2 separate regions of the Homo sapiens genome follow, and region 2 is linked to region 1. A link is an interaction called in ENCODE POLR2A ChIA-PET data of the cell type or tissue named here. Cell type or tissue: PC-3. All regions are shown on one strand.

Evidence for each region. Peaks named below come from ENCODE experiments on the same cell type or tissue, not always from the same donor. Only the 100,000 strongest peaks of a DNase experiment are listed, where the experiment ranks them.
Region 2: POLR2A ChIA-PET joins it to region 1 with 13 read pairs; 14 of 35 experiments call an interaction of 5 or more read pairs at or near these places.

Annotation. Positions count from the first base shown.
Region 1 is chr17:63,442,886-63,450,885 of GRCh38, forward strand. It overlaps CYB561 (cytochrome b561), which reads right to left and starts at 3,421. Exons shown (of 6, transcript NM_001915.4): 1 at 3,360-3,421. RefSeq lists silencers at 3,118-3,677, 3,848-4,037 and enhancers at 4,007-4,820, 4,178-4,317, 4,821-5,633, 7,801-8,000. In PC-3, CTCF peaks have their summits at 3,164 and 3,965 (motif pointing right); DNase peaks (open chromatin) are centred at 2,966, 3,366, 3,986 and 7,886; H3K4me3 peaks cover 3,453 bases; H3K27ac peaks cover 3,524 bases.
Region 2 is chr17:63,592,380-63,600,379 of GRCh38, forward strand. DCAF7 (DDB1 and CUL4 associated factor 7) reads left to right here. Exons shown (of 7, transcript NM_005828.5): 7 at 1-1,887. Among named protein-coding and RNA genes, the nearest start is that of TACO1, 4.5 kb to the right of the region's middle. In PC-3, no CTCF peak of the experiment used is centred here; no DNase peak of the experiment used is centred here; H3K4me3 peaks cover 162 bases.

The DNA.
Region 1 (8,000 bases):
GGCAACCAAGACTAATCTCATTATTGGGGACCAGACACTGCACATGGTGCACAGCCTCGGGGGCGGAAGGCGGAGCAGGGGAGGCTGGGAAGCGGGCAGCCTGGGCTGGCTACAGCCCTCCTTATCAACAGCAGAGTTTGAATTGAGTTAGGAAAGACTGTGACTGCGGAAAGGCCGATATCTCTTCTTGATGGGTGAAGGGGAAAACAGCTCAATTGCCCTAGAGCGTCCTAGCATGTGATGAAGGAGAAAGCAAAGTGTGGTGTGAGCTATTAGGGTACTTTCTTAGCACCCCAGTAGCCCCAGGAAGAAGGGGCTTCCCAGGCAGTGCTCCCCATCCCATGCCAGTCCTCCTGCATCCTCCCCACGCTTGTACCAGCATGGCACTAAGCCCTGGTGCATGCAGAGACACCAGGCCCTGACCAAAGGGTAAGAGAGAAGGCATTACAGGAGGGTGAACAAGCCGCAGGGGCTGCATTTCCATTTATCCTAGGGCGGCTGTCCTGGCCCAGGCAGCCCAGGGACCCGGGGTATCCAGGCTGCTTGGACCAGGTACCAAGGAACTAGGTACCCAGGAAGCAGCAGAGCCTGAAGTCAAACACTGAGCTCCTTTCTCCCACAAGACAGAGGGCTCCCAATGCTTACAAACCAAAATGTTTCCATTTCCATGAAAATCAGAAGAAAAAAATGAACATTTAGGGTTGAGGAAAATGTTGCAATTTTTTAAAACTTATTTTAATTAATTTTTTTGTTGTTGTTGTTAACAGTGTCTACCTCTGTCACCCAGGCTGGAATACGATGGCATGATCATAGCTCACAGCAGCCTCGAACTCCTGGGCTCGAGGGATCCTCCCACCTCAGCCTCTCAAGTAGCTGGAACTACAGCTATGCTGAAATGCCCAGTTAATTTTTTCTTTTTTTGGAGAGATAGGGTCTCACTATGTTGTGCAGGCTAGTCTCAAACTCCTGGTCTCAAGCAGTCCTCCTGCCCCAGCCTCCCAAAGCTCTGGGATTACAGACAGACATGAGCCAGCCCTAAAATGTTTTGTTTTTAAAATTAATTGTAATCCAGTCTGGACTATACTTGTATTTATACCAATGCAGTTGTAAAATATAATTTTTATTAATTTTTTTTTTTTTGAGGCTGGAGTGCAATGGCAAGATCTCGGGTCACCGCAACCTCTGCCTTCCGGGTCCAAGCAATTCTCCTGCCTCAGACTCCCCGAGTCTGGGATTACAGGCGTGCTCCACGATGCCTGGCTAATTTTTTGTATCTTTTGTAGAGACGCGCTTTCACCACTGCGCCGGGCCAATTGTTATTATTTTTTTTATGGAAGACGGGGCCCGTGAAGGCCAGAGGGCCAACGGCCCATGAAAGGCCCAGCGCAGCCCAGGTTAGAGAGATGTGATTTCAAAACAGACTCATTATTTATAACCATCAGCTCCTGGACAAGCCAAGTCCCTTCTCCAAGCCTGCTTCCTAATCTATAAAGTGGAGGATATCTGGAGCTACCTTATTGAACACAGAAGGAGTAAGTGGATAAAGGTGTGCCAGCGCCCAGCACAGTGCCTGCCACAAAGTAGGCATTCCATCAAAGACCAATCTTACAAAAACGAAATCTGGTCCTAAGAGCACCTTAGAAAGAGTCACACTGCTGACACATGAGGTTTGGGGCCACAGAGAGCCAGATGGCAGCCGTCTCTAATAAATCTACACTCCATTGCTGTCCACCATTAGCCCCTGCACACCAAGCAGAAGCTCCTGGGGCTGGAAGAACACAGGATGGTCTGCTTTTAATCTGTGACATTGTATATTCCCAAAATTCATTTATGAATTGTTCAGACAGTAGAGTGCTTTTTCCCAGTGAAGCTACGCTTTCAGAGGGGGTTAATTTCTCATTCCCCTCCACCAATGCCATCTAATGCCACTGAACCATCCCAGTATTAGCAGGAGCCCAAGCTCTGCCTGCCAAGGAAAAGTGGTGAGGGCAGAAAAGTAGTAGGACAAGGCTGGGCACGGTGGCTCACGTCTGTAATCCTAGCACTTTGGGATGCCAAGGCGGGCAGATCACTTGAGGTTAGGAGTTCGAGACCAGCCTGGCCAACATGGTGAAACCCCGTCTCTCCTAAAAATGCAAAAATTAGCTGCGTGTTGTGGCACACACCTGTAATCCCAGCTACTAGGGAGGCTGGAACAGGAGAATCGCTTGAACCCGGAAGATGGAGGTTGCAGTGAGCTGATATTGCCCTCTGCACTCCAGCCTCCTGGCAACAGAGCAAGACTCCATCTCAAAAAAAAAAGAAGGAAGGAAAGTAAGGAAAGCAAGAAAGCAATAAAGCAAGAAAGAAAAGGAGTGGGACAAGCAGGGTGGTTCCACCTCCAGCTCTAGGAGGCTCCCTCATGCAAGGAGGTGGGGCTGCCACCGCCTCGTATTTTCCTGCCTCCATCAAATTTCACCGGGAGAAATCCAGGCACCTAGAGGAGGTGGCAAAGCTTTTTTTTTTTTTTTTTCATTAGCTATTAAACCAAAGGGGCAGAATCTAGGCGCCCTAGATGTAACTTCATTTACGGAGTCAGAAAATCCACAAAGGCTGCCAAGGTGGAATGAATGAGAGGAGGACGACCAGAAAGGAGAAGTCTGGGAAGGGGACCCCAGATCCACACGGATGATCCTCGCTCCGTGATACAGTCGGGGACAGGGCAGGGAGGGAGGGAGGGAGGGTGGCCCTGCCATCTCCCAGGTGTCAAGGTGGCGGCAGCTCCGCCCTCAGCGCAGTTGGCACCGGCCTGACCCACCACAGGGCCACCGAGGCCACCGAAGCCATGGGGCTTTCCCACTCGGGAAACTCCCACCCTCGCGCTCAGAAGCTGGGGGCGTCGGGAGACACAGGCGGGGACCTGCGGCTCCACGTTGCAGCCCGGGCCCTGCTCGGGGCAAGAGGCGGTGGCTCCGGTTTCAGATTTCAAGAGGGCAGCCGTGGCAAAGGCTGGTTGGTCCATTTGCACCCTACCTTGCTCTAGAACGCGGCGCAGGAGCAAAGATCCAAACTCGGGGTCACCAGCAAGCGGGGGTCTCGGTTCTAACTTCAGCAGAGACCCGGCACCCGGGCAGGCCAGGGCAGGGGCCGCCTGGACCGGGAGAGGCTCGGCTCCGAGAGGGCGGGCGAGCCCTGCAGCCCTCGGGCCCAGGGTGCGGGTCGGCGCCGCAGTCCAGTGCGCGGCCGCAAGGGGCAGGTGCGAGGCCGGCTGCTACTCGGGAGCCCCGCGCTGTCCCTCCCTGCGCAGTCAGGGCTCACCTGGGCCGCCCCCGCCCCGCACCCCTGCGCGCTCCGCTCCCACCCCCAGCCCGGCCTCCTACCTTGCCTACCCGAGCGTCCCTTCAGCCTCCCCGCGCCGCGCCCGGGTCGCTTGGCCGGTTCTGCGGGCCGTGGCGCGACGGCGTCGCCATGGCAACCGGGCGGCGGGCTGGGCGGTGTCTCCGGGACCGGAAGTGGCGTACGCGGCCCCCGGGGCTGCCCCGCACGTGCCAGGTCCCCGCGGTTGCGGCCACGCTCGGGACCGGGCCCTGCCAGCTCCGGGCCCGCACGTGGGCGAACCGCGGCCACCGTGAGCCCGGCCTCGCGACCTCCCTCCGGGGCCCCCATGATCGGGGGTGCGTGGGATCTGCGGCCTGCGGGGGTGGAGGGCCGGGAGCTCCCCCGGGCCTGCCTCGAGGGCCGCGGGATTCGTCCTTGCGAGCCCCGACTGCGCACGGAAGGACCTGGGGTCGGCCAGGCCTGGGGGATGGGACGGGCCCCGAGGAGAGCGGGTGCCAGGGGCGAGACCCGCCGCCCTTCCCCGGCTTGGTCCCGCGCTTCCTGATTTTCTCGCTCCACGCCTCCCATTCTGCCCTCCACCTTCTTCCCTGCCCCGCCCTCGCCCTGCCCGGGCCCAGGAGGCCACTAGATGTCAGACCCGGTTCGGGCCTTGGCCACGCCGCCGCTCCGGGAGCCCTGGGGGCACCTCCCCAGCCCCCACGGGGGAGACGATACTGCCGGGAAGGCCCGGACTAGCCCCCGCCCCCGCAGAGTAGCCTTCGGGGAACACCGATTCCACCAGGCTCTCACGAAAGCCGAGAGCTTGCCGTCCGCAGCTTCCCCTGCCCAAAGCGCAGAGAAACGAGGGCGCCGAGGCCAAGACCAAGACCGGGAGCCAGCCCCTTCGGAGCCCGGTCCAGGCCCCCGGTCCAGGAAGTGCTGTGGGTAGATAAGGGGCCCAGCTCAGACTTCCTACAAGCTGGGAAGAAAGGGTTCTTTCCTGTCTGATGCCGGGCCAGATGTAGCAAGCGCCTAGGGGTAGGAGGGAAATGGGGTTTCCTCCCCGCAGAGGGAAACCGGCCTCCATTCAGGAACGCCCTCCCCCACCTGCCCTCCAGGCACCGAGGTTCTGGGAGGCCGGGGGGCAGGGAGACCTGCTTACTTGAATGCGCTTTGTGTATTGCCTGTGTATTGCCACAGGCAGTGGGCAAGATAGGCCCTGGGGATCCAGTACTCGCTTAGTACACAGAGAGCAGTCTCCAGCGCCAGGCGAGACGCACAGGCGTGTCAGCTGCATATGGCACACGGTGGCACATGGCACACCTTCCACGAGCAGACACAAGGGGCCGACACAGCAGGGCCCACCCCCTCAGAGGGACCAAGCTTAAACCCTCCAACAACAGAAAATTTGTAGAGTATCTTTCAGTTGGAGGAAATTAATGGATAATTTAAAGTAAGAAACAGTTTCCTTAGCGTGCTAACAGGCAGAATCCCTGTGGATTGAAGGTGGAACTGAGCCATGTCCTTTGTTTGGTCTGTGGATTTAGACGTGGAGGAGGAGTCCTGACCGGCTGAGCAGGGCTGAGTTCCCTCGTGAGAGCCCCGGGCCTTCAGCCCCTTCCAAAGCCAGGAGAGACTCCTGCTGAGGGGTGATAGGGGCCCTTTGGCTTCCCCCTCACCCCACGGCCCAGCAGCACGGGGCTGCAGGCTTTTCCCTTAGGAGGAAGAGCAGCCGCCTCCCTGCCAGCAGTGTTCTCAAGGGCCTGCTTCAAGTGGGGAGGGGTGGGTGAGGGTGTTCTGACTGAGGGAGAGGCCTGCACACCCGCTGCATGGGGGGGCTCATGGCTACACCTAACCCATTTTAAAGAACAGGCAACGCCACCAAACTGCTCTCTGGCACTAGGGCCCAGAGGCCTTGCCCCAGCTCCCAGATGTCCCAACCCAGGACGACAGACACCCAGACTAACTACCTTGCAACCCTGTTCCTGCTGCCGAAGCTCCTGCCTTGGAAGCCTGAGAAGTGTGCAGTCCTTCAGCTTGGGAAAGGTGGGAAAGGAGAGGACCCCTCCTGCCCTTTCTTGAGTGGCACAAGATGAGTTCCAGGGCCTCCTGAGTTGTGCTAACGCCTGTAATCCCAGCACTTTGGGAGGCCGAGGCGGGCGGATCACCTGAGATCGGGAGCTAGAGACCAGCCTGACCAACGTGGAGAAACCCCATCTCTACTAAAAATACAAAATTAGCCGGGCGGGGTGGCACATGCCTGTAATCCCAGCTACTCCGGAGGCTGAGGCAAGAGAATCACTTGAACCCAGGAGGCAGAGGTTGTGGTGAGCCAAGACCGCGCCATTACACTCCAGCCTGGACAACAAGAGCAAAACTCCGTCTCAAAAAAAAAAAAAAAAAAAAAAGGAAATGCTGACTGTGTTTCCATGTTTCCACTCCCTTCCCACATCGCAGAACCACGCTAGCCTTTCTGTTTTCAGATGCACCAAGTTCACTCCCACCTCTCCATGGAATGTTCTTTCCTGGATCATCTCTGGTCACATTCTCTCAAATCTCAGCTCAAACATCACCTCCTCAGGCCTTCCCTGACCATCCAGAGGGCAGCTGGGGCAGGGATTAGGAGGTAGGAGTGCTCCTGGATTCCGCGTGCTGGGCAGCCAGGCCTAGAGTGCCCCCTGGTCTCTGACAGAAAGCATTTAAGGAGGAGGAAGCATCAAGGAAGCAGGCAGAATGTGAATAGAGAGCTGGAGACTCAGGCCGTAGACCCACCTGGCACCTGGCTAGTCACTTCTCCCTTGCTAGGGTTACCAGATTCAGAAAGAAGAGGAAAAAATAAAAAAAGGCTTCCCAGTTAAATTCAAATTCAGGCCGGGTGCGGTGGCTCACACCTGTAATCCCAGCACTTTGGGATGCCGAGGTGGGTGGATCACCTGAGGTCAAGAGTTCGAGACCAGCCTGACCAACAAGGTGAAACCCCGTCTCTACTAAAAATACAAAAATTAGCTGGGCAAGGTGGCAGGCACCTGTAATCCCAGCTACTTGGGAGGCTGAGACAGGAGAATTGCTTGAACCCAGGAGGCGGAGGTTGCAGTGAGCCAAGATTGTGCCACTGCACTCCAGCCTGGGCAATGGAGTGAGACTCCATCTCAAAAAAAGAAAACCAAAAAAAAATTCAAATTCAGTTAGTTTTTTCAGCATGAGCATGTCCCAAATATTACATGCAGTATACTAAAGATGTATTCCAGCTGGGTGCCATGGCTCATGCCTGTAATCCCAGCACTTTGGGAGGCTGAGGTGAGCGGATCACTTGAGGTCAGGAGTCCAAGACCAGCCTGCCAATGAGGCAAAACCCTGTCTCTACTAAAAACACAACAATTAGCCAGGCATGGTGGTGGATGCCTGTAATCCCAGCTACTGGGGAGGCTACGACAGGAGAATGGCATGAACCCAAGAGGTAGAGGTTGAAATGAGCCAAGATCATGCCACTGCACTCCAGCCTGGGGTGACAGAGAGAGAATCTGTCTTAAAAAAAAGATGTATTCCTCACATGTGAGCAGATGTCCTGTGTTTCATCTGACAATCCTACTGCTCTTGCTCGGGTGTGGGAAGGGCAGGGGCCCAGTTCTAGCCCCTCCCAGCAATGGCTTCCTCCCTCATCTCTGAACCAGTTAACCCTCATTCAGTAGGGACTTCAGGCAGAGGCCCTGACCTTGGGCAGCAGAGGATACAAAGGGATAAGAGATGGTTCCCCAGTCCTCAGACACTATAAGATTCAAATGCACACCATTCATTCTTGGGAAAGTTTTATTTTTGTACCTTCTCTGTGCCAGGCACTAGGTGAGGTATTGGGGAACAGTGAACAAGACAGGCACCACCCTGTTCTCACAGGCCTTCAGTCAGGGGAGCTGCACAGAGATTTGGGGAGAGCCTTTGAAACTACTCTGCCCAAGCCCATCTCTGACCACCTTACAGAGGGAAAACCAGGATTAGGTACAGGGCATAGGAAGGCCCTCAACCCAGATGTGAGGGTCAGGGAAGGCGTATTGGGTCATGACAGAATTATCGAGCCAGAAGATGCTCAGGTGTTAACCCGGCAGAGATAGTCAGGGAGGAGGCAGGAGTGTCCCTGGTTAGAGGAGCAAGGATGATGCAAGGGAAGGCTGTAGGGGGCTAACCTGCAACCCTCGGGGCTCCCAGGCTTATTTTCATGAGGATTTGCCGGAGCCAGAGTAATAGTGCAGAACTGAGCCACAGCCTGCAGAATCAGCACTCAGGAGCCAAGCCCTGTCCAGCTCAGGAGGGGGCCTGCCCTGAGGGACCTCACAATTGACAGACACAGCCCCCGACCCCATATCCTGCAGTGGAGCAGCCTTAAGTCCGCAGGTATCATCTTCCGGGCCTGCTCCCTGAGGAACTTGAAAGTACGAGGCTACTTTGATGAGCTTAAAATAGACCAATTAATCACTCAGGGAGGAAATCCATCTCCCAGCTTCGGGGGAGGGGACAGGAAAGCAGTAGCCCCGGCAGGACCCGTCAGAGCAGCCAGCAGCACAGCGGCCATGTGGCAGGGCACCTGCAAGGCTTCCGGAGCCACCGACGAAGACCCTGAGTCACCTGCAGCCTCTGGAGTGTGGGGGGAAGGAGGCTGAGGGACGTCATTGCCTGTGAGTTGTCACCCTGCCCCTGGTTAACCCCAAGGC
Region 2 (8,000 bases), 150 kb after region 1:
GGGCGACAGAGCAAGACTCCGTCTCAAAAAATAAAAAAAAAAAAAAAATAGGTGAAAATTCCTTATAAATCCAGGATTGGCTCTGAGAGAACTGGCTAAGATTCAGGAAGAAACAAAAAATTCAGAATCCTACAAGGTTTTGATGACAATTAGGGCCAAAATTTTAGGAGGAGATGTAGGATGCAGGAGAAAATTAAAGTGTTTTCTTTATATCAGAGGAGGAAATAGTAGAGGTCAGTGAAGGTCTGGGGTAGGGAAACATTCAGACTGTCCATTGCATGGCTGTGGAGTGAGACTGCCCTTAGCCTGGGTCAGCCTTCCTGGGCCATAAATTGGGCATCCGTGATGCTAGGTAACTGTGGGAACAAAATGACAGCTTAGAGCAGCCATGGGTGATGTTTGGTGGTAAAAAACCTACAGGCGTTTGGGGTCCCATGATTGTTCCAGACCATGACTCTTCCTGGTTGTGGGTTTGTTACAGAGCAGGAGAAGCAGAGGTTATGACAGTTATGCAGACTTTCCCCCTCCTTTTTCTCTTTTCTCTTCCCCTTGCTTTTCCACTGTTTCTTCCTGCTGCCACCTGGGCCTTGAATTCCTGGGCTGTGAAGACATGTAGCAGCTGCAGGGTTTACCACACGTGGGAGGGCAGCCCAGTACTGTCCCTCTGCCTTCCCCACTTTGAGAATATGGCAGCCCCTTTCATTCCTGGCTTGGGGTAGGGGAGACCATTGAAGTAGAAGCCTCAAAGCAGACTTTTCCCTTTACTGTGTGTACTCCAGGACGAAGAAGGAAGATCATGCTTGATACTTAGATTGGTTTTCCCAGGGAAGAGGGCGGAGCAGAGCAAAGTCACTGTGAACCCTGGGCCAGGCCCTGGCTGGGCCAGCTCCTGAGAGCGTCTCGTGTTGCAGACCCTTGCCCACTTCACCCACCTGCACCTTCTCCCCCTCTCACAGTGTCACTGCTGCTAATGGTCAAAGTCAAATGTGTGGCCACATGGGATGGGCCAGGTCCTCTCAGGCTACTTTCTGGATGTCATTTTTAAAATATGGAAACATGCAGGTGCCTTCCCAAAGAGGCTTGGACTGGTATATCCAACGAGAAACAAATAAGCTAAAGAAAGTTTAAACTCAAGAAGAAAGATGTTGACAGTCTATGTAACAGCTGGAAAGTTTATAGGCACCCACCTTTGGGACAACCCAGTGATTATGAACATGTGATATCTACTATTTAAAAGAAATGTTCTCACCTTGGGTTGATTGTGGTATACCATGTGTTATGAAAATTGTTGAGCTGAAGCTTTGAATCGATTTAGTTGAGTCTGACTCACTTGCTTTGGTTCCTGTGTATTTTACTACCCCTCTTGTCAGTGACCTTCCTTCCCCACCCCACCCAGAGTGAATTTGTAGCATGATTGTATAAACCTCTATGTAGAAAATGGAGATTTCTTGCTCTGAAATGTTAAGCTCTAACTGATCCATTTCTGTGTCCTTTAGCCTAGTATGTCTGAACTTCCATTCTTGTTATATATTTAAACTTTCCCTCTATATTATAGGTTTTGTGGCATCCACGGTCAGGTGTAGAGGAAGCTGCCCCTTGCAGAACTGTACTGTAATATTTTTCTTTTATAAATATTTTCACAGGACTGATTGTACACAGGGCTTGTAATAAAATTTTAACACTGTGCTGTGAAACAACTATGGGGAATCTCCATTGAAGGCTACTTCATGGGCACCTGAAAGTGGAGTGTTATAGCTATGACTTTCTATTTCTTGTTTCCTAAGTAAATTAAACCTAATTTTCACCCTTTCATTCTGTTTCAGCCTCCTGTATAAGAAGTACCGTATTTTCTGCCCATCATACTTTGTAATAAAACTTGAACATGTATAGATTGACTGAATTTCTTTTTGTGACGAATTCAGTTCTTCCCATTTTGTCACTTTGGTCATGTTCCATAGACAGTGGCAGTGCCCCAGCCCGAGCCGGGCAGTCTACTCATCACCTTTTATATCCTATTTAGTCATTCACTTGTTAATTCAGTGGAGCACCTCCTCTATGCCAGGGGACATGGCCCTCAAGTTGGTTGCAGTCTACCAGAGGAGACATCTACATAAATACTTGTGGCCGGGCACAGTGGTCTGTGATCCCAGCTGAGGCATGGGGGTGGCTGAGGTGGGAGGATCACTTGAGGCCAGGAGTTCAAGACCAGCCTTGGCAACATAGCAAGACCCTGTCTCAATCAATCAGTCATTTTTATTAAAAAAAAAAAAAATTTCTTTTAGCCAGACTAAGATCTAAGACAAATCTTTTTTTTTGCATTTCTTTTTTCTTTTTTTGAGACGGGGTCTCGCTCTGTCACCCAGGCTGGAGTGCAATGGCGCGATCTCGGCTCACTGCAACCTCCACCTCCCGGTTCAAGCTATTCTCCTGCCTCAGCCTCCTGAGTAGCTGAGATTACAGGCATGTGCCACAACACCCGACTGATTTTTGTATTGTTAGTAAAGACGGGGTTTCACCGTGTTGGTCAGGTTGGTCTCGAACTCCTGACCTTGTGATACGCCTGCCTCAGCTTCCCAAAGTGTTGGGATTACAGGTGTGAGCCACCGCACCTGGCATTTATTTTATTTTAATAGTTTTGGGGGAACAAGTGGTTTTTGGTTATGTGGATAATAAGTTTTTTTAATGATGATTTCTGAGATTTTGGTGCACCCATCACCGGAGCAGTGTACACTGTACCCAATTGGTAGTCTTTTATCCCTACCCCCTCCCACCCAAATTTTTAAAAGACAAAAAACAAAAAAACCAAATAACTTGCATTGTTGTGCGATAATGGATGTGTTTAGGCATCACCCCTCAGGAGGAGGTGATCACCTCTGCCTGTGTGGGAGCCACATGGGGTCAGCGAAAACTACTTAAGATGGATGCCTAAGCTGGGTTTTGAAGGCTGAGTAGGAGTTATCTGGAAATAGGGAATGTCCTTTAAGGCAGAGAGAACACCCATGTGCAAATCTATGGAGGCAAGAAAGTATGGTCATATTTAGAGAATTGCAGGTTGAGGTGGGGTGAATAGTGGGAAATGTAGCTAGAGATGTATACAGGAGCCAGGGCAGGGAAAGTCTCCCGCTTTGCAGAAATTTTAGACATTACACTTCTGTATGATCCTGGAAAACATACACAGAGAGGAGTCATCAGAATTGCATTTTAGAAGGATAGGCAATGAAAAAGTGCCTCTTCCTTCTTATAGGGTGAGAGAAAAACCCTGAACTAAGGCGGCGGCGGCAGCAGCAGCCACGGCAAGGATGGAGAGGACAGGGCACAAGTAAAGAGGGATGCAGTCATCAGCATTTAGTAATTTATTGATTGTGAAGGAGGACAGAGAAATAACTCCCAGATCTTTTGGATTTGGACAGGTTCTGATGGCTGACTAGGAATGTCCAAGTCCCTGCTAATTTCCCAAACCTATGCCCCACACGGTAGGGTGGGGGAGTTCCTATCCCACTGCTCTTCAAATGCTGTGTGTCCTGGATGAAATACTACCCCCATTTATTTATATTTTTATTCTTCATGTTGGGCCACTGTGAAGGAAGAGAAGAAAGGCAAACTGATTGGTTCCGTGAACCTGTATTCGGTAAGTACCTGCCATTGTGTCAGCTGATATGGAGCCGGTGGCAGTGGATCTGTGAAGGGAAGTATGTGCTCTTGAGAATTTAATTTTTTTTTTTTTTCAGACAGAATTTCGCTCTTGTTGCCCAGGCTGGAGTGCAATGGCGCGATCTCGGCTCATCGCAACCTCCGTCTCCCGGGTTCAAGCGATTCTCTTGTCTCAGCCTCCTGAGTAGCTGGGACTACAGGCATGTGCCACCACGCCTGGCTAATTTTATATTTTTAGTAGAGATGGGGTTTCATCATGTTGGTCAGGCTGGTCTCAAACTCCCGACCTCAGATGATCCACCCACCTCGGCCTCCCAAAGTGCTGGGATTACAGGCGTGAGCCACCGTGCCTGGCAGAGAATTTAAGTTTTATGAGTACCTGCTGGTCCTTTGGAACTGTGCTGCTATATGGTCTGACAATGTATATTTTGTGAGAAACACATGAGTCCTGCTCTCTGGTTTTTAAGGAGAAAACAGAGAGTAATACTATTTATAGGCTAGCCTATGCTGCGGCAACAAACCCCCAAATCTCAGAAACTGAGCACTACAAAAGCTTATTTTTTGCTTACACAAAGTCCTCTGGGCCGGGTGCAGTGGCTCAACTCTCTAATCCCAGCACTTTGGAAGGCTGAGGGGGGAGGGAGGGGCAGATAGCTTGAGGTCAGGAGTTCGAGACCAGCCTGGCCAACATGGTGAAACCCTATCTCTACTAAAAATACAAAAATTAGCTAGGCATGGTGGCACACGCCTGTTGTCCCAGCTACTTGGGAAGCTGAGGCAGGAGAATAGCTTGAACCCGGGAGGTGGAGGTTGCAGTGAGCCAAGATCGCACCACTGCACTTCAGCCTGGGCAACAGAGCAAGACTCCATCTCAAAAAATAAAAATAAACGTGTGACCTCCAGGTTGCTTATGGGGGGTGGGAGGGAGTACATTTTTCAGGATGGGCCGGGAAGTGGCTTACTCACTTTTGCTCCTATCTGCCAACTGCAAGGAAGGTCAAGTCAAGAAATGTAGTCTTCCTGTGTACCCTGGAAAAGGAAGTGAAGTAGTGAATAATTATGTCTCAGCCATACTAGCAAATCGGCTAAGTATCTGGACTAATAACTAATGTAATCTCATTCATTGAGAGCTGTTAGTACTGGACAACACATGGTCAAACCTAATGGAATGATATTTGTAGCCAGTCTTTAGCTTCCAAGGCTCATTGTTACTTAAGTGATTTCAGTGAGCCTGACAGCCAGGCGTCTAGAGATGGTTCAGTCAACTATGAATTTATCTTGAAAGGTGGCTATTAACTCAGACTGAGAGTTAAAATCTGCCCTGCCATTCATCACAGATGCACAGACAGATAAAACCAGCTGCACAGTTAACAGGATATAGTACCTCTATCAAGAACACACTGCAATTTTTTTTTCTTTTTTTGGCAACATAAAGTGTCAAAACTCCCTGAGTGACTACTGTTTTAAAAAAATTCACTGAGAAATTTCGTTCTCCAAAATCATAGGCTGACAAAGTTTGCTGTTTGCAATTGTATTTGTGAGAATTAAGGCTTATAGTCAGTCTTGCTTGGAGGAGCTGAGTCACTCTGACAGAGAAGCAGCCTTGATTTCCAGGCCAGGTATTGTGCTTCAGAGCAGGGGCTTCTGAACACAACAGTCCACATTTACCTTGACTTTGTACTTTCCAGGGAAACTGATCCCCTGGGTCCACTTGGTAGTCCAGCTGATCTTAATCCGCCTTTCACACAGGTCTGTGTTTCTTTGAGCCTAACTCTAATTTTTCACCTAACTTCCACCCTTCCCCATAATTCTATGACCAGTTTTTTCTTCGGTAAGACACTTCACCATTCCTCTGGTGTGCAGTCTCCCTTGTTGCAGTGAGTTGATAAGCCTAACTCTGTGAGACTATAGGTTTCCCTTGCTGGTCTCAGGCTGACTGGACTAGGGCAGTCTCAAACCTTGTTTTAGCCTCTACACTTATTTGTGATTACAAATTCCATTAATTTGATTTTTGCTTCTCAAAGTAAATATTACATATATATTTTTTTCTTTTTTTTTGAGATGGAGTCTCGCTCTGTCACCAAGGCTCAAGTGCAGTGGCGCGATCTCGGCTCACTGCAACCTCCGCCTCCTGGGTTCAAGCGATTCTCCTGCCTCAGCCTCCTGAGTAGCTGGGACTACAGGCGCGTGCCACCACACCTAGCTAATTTTTTGTATTATTAGTAGAGACGGGGTTTCACCGTGTTAGCCAAGATGGTCTCGATCTCCTGACCTCATTATCTGCCCCAAATCGGCCTTCCAAAGTGCTGGGATTACAGGTGTGAGCCACCATGCCTGGCCTGAATAAACTATTTTTAAATTGCAAAAAGTAATACTATATATGAATGGCTGATAAGCACATGAAAAGATGCTTACCATTAGTAGTCATTCAGGAAATACAATCAAAACCACAATGAGATAATACTTCTCACCCACAAGGATGGTGATAACTATAGTCAAAAAGAATAACAAATTTAGCCAGTGGCTCACACCTGTAATCTCATCTACTTGGGAGACTGAGATGGGAAGATCACTTGAGCCCAGGAGTTCTATGCTGCAGTCAGCTATGATTGCTCCACTGGACTCTAGCCTGGGTAACAAAGCAAAAAAAAAAAAAAAAAATTCATGATATGGAGAAATTAAACCCTCATATATTGCTGGTGGGAATGTAAAATGATACAACCACTTTAGAAGACAGTCTGGCAATCCCACAAAAGGTTAAACATAGTTATGATATGACCCAGCAATTCCACTCCTAGGTATATAACTAAAAGAAGTGAAAACATAGGTCCACACAGCAATGTGTACATGAATGTTCACAGCCTCATTATTCATCATAGAAGGTGGAAACAACCACATGTCCATTGCCTGATGAACAGATAAATAAAACGTGGTATATTCATACAATGGAATATTATTTGGCAATAGAAATGAAATACTGATACATGCTACAACATGCAAGAATCCTGAAAACATCATGCTAAGTGAAAGAAGCCAGTTACCAAAGGCCACATAGTGTGTGGGCCCATTCATATTAAATGTCCAGAAGAGGCAAACCCACAGAGACAGAAGTAAATTGGTGATTGCCTAGGGCTGTGGGAATTGGGGGGAAATAGGGAATGATTGCTAATGGGTACAGGACTTCTTTTGGGGATGATGAAAATGTAAAATCAATTGTGCACAGCTCTGAATATTCTATAACACATTGTACACTTTGAATTGGTGATCTGTGTGATCTGTGAAATATGTCAAAACTTAATTTTTTAAAAAATGAGAACTGTGTTGGGCATAGGAAGTACAGTCCTACTCTCAGAGAATTTAGTATTACGGTAGAAACAGATATAAACATTTTGATATTTTTTTAAAAGGTAAGTGCTAAGGTGCAAGCATGTATGAAGGGCTATGGGCACCCACCGCACCTGGCTAATTTTTGTATTTTTAGTAGAGACGGGGTTTCACCATGTTGACCAGGCTGGTCTTGAACTCCTGACCTCAAGTGATCTGCCAGCCTCGGCCTCCCAAAGTGCTAGGATTACAGGCGTGAGCCACCGCACCCAGCCCCATGGAGGTTCTTATATAATAAAAAATAAAAAATCTATGCTTTTGTGCTTTGCATCCATTATCCCATTTAGTCCTCACAAGGCCATTCTATGGTAAGGAAACTGAAACAGGAAAGTAAAGGAACTTGCCCAAGGATACACTAGAAAATGGAACAACCAGGGTTTGAAGCCACCCAGTCTAACTGCAGAGGGCACAAACTTGGACTTCACACTGTCCTGCTTCTCTCTCTCTCTCTCTCTCTTTTTTTTTTTTTTTTTTGAGTTGGATTCTCGCTCTGTCGCACAGGCTGGAGTGCAGTGGCGCGATCTCGGCTCACTGCAACCTCCTCTTCCCGGGTTCAAGCGATTCTCCTGCCTCATCCTTCTGAGTAGCTGGCATTACAGGCGCGCGCCACCACGGCCGGCTAATTTTTTTGTATTTTTAGTAGAGACGGGGTTTCACCATGTTGGTCAGACTGGTCTGGCACTCCTGACCTAGCGATCCGTCTGCCTCAGCCTCCCAAAGTGCTGGGATTACAGGCGTGAGCCACCGCGCCCGGCTGTCCTGCTTCTCTACCTGATATGTCATGCCCTTTGGACTTAATCTCACCAGCATGGGAGTCACTACAAAGCTTTTCAGCAGCTGCCGCTTTGTTTCTCTCCATCTTCTAACGGATTCGGTTTTCTCTTTCGAGACAGCAGAGAGAAAATGAAGAGGGGAGTTTAGCTCCAAAGGGCTTGTCTGATCATTCTCCCTCTCCCAAAGGCCTG